2 separate regions of the Homo sapiens genome follow, and region 1 is linked to region 2. Evidence: read pairs that join two places in POLR2A ChIA-PET (ENCODE). Cell type or tissue: A673. All regions are shown on one strand.

Region 1 (2,500 bases), 270 kb before region 2:
TGGCGCGATCTTGGCTCACTGCAACCTCTGCCTCCCGCATTCAAGCGATTCTCCTGCCTAGCCTCTGGAGTAGCTGGGATTACAGGTGTGTGCCACCATGCCCGGCTAATTTTTGTATTTTTAGTAAAGATGGGGTTTCACCATGTTGTCCAGGCTGGTCTCGAACTCCTGACCTCAGGTGATCCACCCGCCCCGGCCTCTTAAAGTGCTGGGATTACGGGCGTGAGCCACCACTCCTGGCCTCAAATCTGACTTGTTTTAAAAAAAATTTGGCAGGGCTGGGCACCGTGGCTCATGCCTGTAATCCCAGCACTTTGGGACTCACCTGAGGTCAGGAGTTCGAGACCAGCCTGACCAACATGGTGCAACCCTGCCTCTAATAAAAATACAAAAATTAGTCGGGCGTGGTGGCACACACCTGTAATCACAGGTACTCAGGAGGGTGAGGCAGGAGAATCACTTGAACCCAGGAGGCAGAGGTTGTGGTGAGCGGAGATCGTGCCACTGTGCTCCAGCCTGGGCGATAGAGCGAGTCTCCCTCTTAAAACAAGCAAACAAATAAAACAAACAAACAAAACCCCAAAAATTATTTGGCTGAACACGGAATCTGGAAAAAAAAATTTTTAAATTGAGGTAAGAATCAGACAACATAAAATTAACCAGATTAAAATGTCCAATTTGGTGGAATTTAGCACATTTGCAATGTCACACGACCATCACCTTTATCAATTTCCAGAACATTTTCATCCCCCTAAAAGGAGATCTCGTTTCTATCAGCAGTCACTCTCCACTCCCTCTCCCCCAGCCCCTGGCACCACCAATCTGCTTCCTGTCTCTATGTGTTCCCGGAAAGGGGTCCTGATCAAGACCCCAAGAGAGGGTTCTTGGATCTTGTGCAAGAAAGAAGTCAGGGAGGCCGGGCGCGGTGGCTCACGCCTGTAATCCCAGCACTTTGGGAGGCTGAGGTGGGCGGATCACGAGGTCAGGAGATTGAGACCATCCTGGCTAACGCAGTGAAACCCCGTCTCTGCTAAAAATACAAAAAAATTAGCCGGGTGTAGTGGCGGGCACCTGTAGTCCCAGCTACTCGGGAGGCTGAGGCAGGAGAATGGCATGAACCCAGGAGGCAGAGCTTGCAGTGAGCCGAGATTGCGCCACTGAGCTCCAGCCTGGGCAACAGAGCCAGACTCTGTCTCAAAAAAAAAAAAAAAAAAAAAAGAAAGAAGTCAGGGTGAGTCCATAGAGTAAGTGAAAGCAAGTTTATTAGGAAAGTAAAGGAATAAAGAATGGCTACTCCAGGCCAGACACAGTGGCTCACGCCTATAATCCTAGCACTTTGGGAAGCCAAGGTGGGTGGATCACGAGGTCAGGAGACTGAGACCATCCTGGCTAACACGGTGAAACCCTGTCTCTACTGAAAATACAAAAAATTAGCTGGGCATGGTGGTGAGCGCCTGTAGTCCCAGCTACTCGGGAGGCTGAGGCAGGAGAATGGCATGAACCCAGTGTCAGGCCTCTGAGCCCAAGCTAAGCCATCATATCCCCTGTGACCTGCATGTACACATCCAGATGGCCGGTTCCTGCCTTAACTGATGACATTGTCTTGTGAAATTCCTTCTCCTGGCTCATCCTGGCTCAAAAGCTCCCCTACTGAGCACCTTGTGACCCCCACTCTGCCCGCCAGAGAACAACCCCCCTTTGACTGTAATTTTCCTTTATCTACCCAAATCCTATAAAATGGCCCCACCCTTATCTCCCTTCAAGGACTCTCTTTTCAGACTCAGCCCACCTGCACCCAGGTGATTAAAAGCTTTATTGCTCACACAAAGCCTGTTTGGTGGTCTCTTCACACAGACACGCATGAAATTTGGTGCCGTGACTCAGATCGGGGGACCTTCCTTGGGAGATCAATCCCCTGTCCTCCTGTTCTTTGTTCCATAAGAAAGATCCACCTACGACCTCGGGTCCTCAGACCGACCAGCCCAAGAAACATCTCACCAATTTCAAATCCAGTAAGCGGCCTATTTTCACTCTCTTCTCCAACCTCCCTCACTATCCCTCAACCTCTTTCTCCTTTCAATATTGGCGCCACACTTCAATCTCTCCCTTCTCTTAATTTCAATTCCTTTCATTTTCTGGTAAAGACAAAGGAGACATGTTTTATCTGTGGACCCAAAACTCTGGCACCGGTCACGGACTAGGAAGGCAGCCTTCCCTTGGTGTTTAATCATTGCAAGAACGCCTCTCTGATTATTCACCCACATTTCAGAGGTGTCAGACCATGCAGGGATGCTTGCCTTGGTCCTTCACCCTTAGCGGCAAGTCCCGCTTTTCTAAGGGGCAAGAATCCCCAATCCCTTATTTCCATGCCCCAACCTCTTATCTCTGTGCCTCGATCCCTTATTTCCATGCCCCGACCTCTTATCTCTGCGCCCCATCCCTTATTTCCGTGCCCTGACCTCTTATCTCTGTGCCCCAACCCCTTATTTTTGCACCCTGA
Region 2 (2,500 bases):
GCTTGCTGTCTTGATCTCAACATCGGGTTCCACATTGATGTGGGAAGTGACGCTGTGCAGGTGCTGGGGTCAGCCTATGGGGCCCTCCTTTGTCCCAGAGAGCCCAGGACCAGGAGGAAGCCAGGACTAGGTAGTAGTTACGGCTTTTTGAAACAGGGTCTTGCTCTGTCGCCCTGGCTAGAGTGCAGTGGAGAGATCGTGGCTTACTGTAGCCTCGACCTCCTGGGCTCAAGTGGTCCTCCTGCCTCAGCCTCCCAAGTAGCTGGGACTACAGGGGCACCACCACACTCAGGGCAAGGACACAGCCTTTCCTCTACCTGTGGAGGAGCTGTGTGGTTTCCAGGAAACCAGGCCTTTTCCAGCCTCACCTGTGGGGTGTTGTAACACCCAGGAACTTGGAGAGGCGCCCAGAACCTGGGCAGGGTCAGCACACAAGCACCCATTCTGCGTAAGACCCAGGCCTGAGGACAGCCCTGTAGACCACAGAACCCCACGGGTCCCGTCCCCAACAACTGGCTCCTTCCCACCCTAGGGCCTTCGCACTTGCCTGGAATACTACAGATTCCCCCAGGCTGGCCTCACTCGAGTTTTACAAACTGCACGTGGGTTCCCGGGACTGGGCTATATTTGATTTCTATCCCCCACTAGTTCTGAGAGGGCAGGGGCTGTGTGTGTCACCCAGTGTATCCAGGAGGGGCTCAACTTTCCATGGTATCCTTTTTGTTTCGTGAAAGCTCTTTACATATGCGGGGCAAAAGCTTGAGAAGAGTCATACATTTTCCCAGGATATCTTTCTTTTTTTGAGACGGAGTCGCGCTTGGTTGCCCATGCTGGAGTGCAGTGGCACAGTCTCAGCTCACTGCAACCTCTGCCTCCCAGGTTCAAGGGATTCTCCTGCCTCAGCCTCCAGAGTAGCTAGAATTACAGGTGCCTGCCACCACGCCTGGCAAATTTTTTGTATTTTTAGTACAGACGGGGTTTCACCATGTGGGCCGGGCTAGTCTGGAACTCGACCTCATGCCACCTGCTTTGGCCTCCCAAAGTGCTGGGATTACAGGTGTGAGCCACCCCGCCTAGCCCAGGATATCTTTTGATGTTCCTTAGAGTATATTGGATGGGGGGTGCTAGCTGGAAATCTTAAAATTTTGCCTGAATTTCATTCATCTTGTGGTTTCTAGTACAAACTCTCCTTTCTCCATAAGGGAATCTTCATACTTAAGTGCCACCCAGAAAAGAAAATACATTTCCTAACCTCCATAGCTATGGCCAGGTGTGGCTCATGGCTGTCATCTCAGCACTTTGGGAGGCTGAGGTAGGAGGATCACTTGAGGCCAGGAGTTTGAGACCAGACTGGTAGACATAGTGAGACCCTGTCTTTACCAAGTAACATTAGCTGGGTGTTGCGGTGCACACCTGTAGTCCCAGCTACACGGGGGCCTGAGGTGTGAGAATCACTTGAGCCTGGAGGTTGAGGCTGCAGTGAACCATGATCATGCCACTGTACTCCAGCCTGGAAACAAGACGAGACCAAACAAAACAAAAATACAGTACTGATGTGCCATTTCTGAGAAAGAACGCCTCTGGCTGGTGTGGACATGATGGCCAGTGCTGCAGCAGTCATTTTGGACTATGAAGAAGCAACACACAGGAGCAGTGAGGGAGAAGGATCTCCGGTACTTGACCCTGTGCAGTGCTGCCCCCGTCCCTGAGGCTTGACCCTTCTACCCCCTTGATTAGAACACGGGGAGGAGACATGAGTCCTGCTTAGGCTGTAATGGAGCTGCTCTGTTAGATGTGACCTTACCTTACCTTGAGCTGGGCCTGAAGCAGGGCGTGGCACTGTGGACTCAGGCCGTAACTGCCTGGAAGTCCCTGCCCTCTCTGAGCCATTTCTTCCTGTATAAAGTGAGGGCGGTGATCCCTCCAGGCTGCAGGGCAGGCGAGGTGATATTAGGTGAGTTGGAGGATGAGAGATCAGGAGAGTGGAAGGCTCACGGCCCCACCAAAGCCCACTGCATACCCTCATCTCCACCTCAGTCCCCTCCCTGTGCCTTGGAGCCCCTCCAGGGCTTCAACCACGTGGCAGCAGCCTGGGAACCACTTGGGAGAGCTCTGCCCCAACCAGCTGAGACATGGAGGCCAATCCCATTATTGAGGGGCCATTGACAGGATGAATGTGCTCCCAGATCACTAGCCTGCACCTATTCACCTACCTTGGCACACTCAGCCTCTCATAAATGTGCCCAGAAGCCCCTCTACCACCGAATTCCCCCACCCCCTGCCAAACCCCATCCTTCCATTCAGTCAGATTCCTCCACCATCCAACCAGCTACCTGTCCATCCATTCGTCCACTCAATCCACCCACCCCATCCATTCATCCTTCCACTCATCCACCTACCCATCCATCCATCCACCCAACCATCCAGCCATCCATCCAGCTATCCACCCACCCACCCATCCATCAACTCACCCATCCATCCATCCACCCATCTATCCATC

The links. Peaks named below come from ENCODE experiments on the same cell type or tissue, not always from the same donor. Only the 100,000 strongest peaks of a DNase experiment are listed, where the experiment ranks them.
Region 1: POLR2A ChIA-PET joins it to region 2 with 6 read pairs; 16 of 35 experiments call an interaction of 5 or more read pairs at or near these places.

The regions. Positions count from the first base shown.
Region 1 is chr19:17,592,060-17,594,559 of GRCh38, forward strand. No RefSeq gene overlaps it. Among named protein-coding and RNA genes, the nearest start is that of COLGALT1, 38 kb to the left of the region's middle. In A673, no CTCF peak of the experiment used is centred here; no DNase peak of the experiment used is centred here.
Region 2 is chr19:17,864,055-17,866,554 of GRCh38, forward strand. No RefSeq gene overlaps it. Among named protein-coding and RNA genes, the nearest start is that of SNORA68, 2.7 kb to the left of the region's middle. RefSeq lists an enhancer at 822-961. In A673, no CTCF peak of the experiment used is centred here; no DNase peak of the experiment used is centred here; H3K27ac peaks cover 487 bases.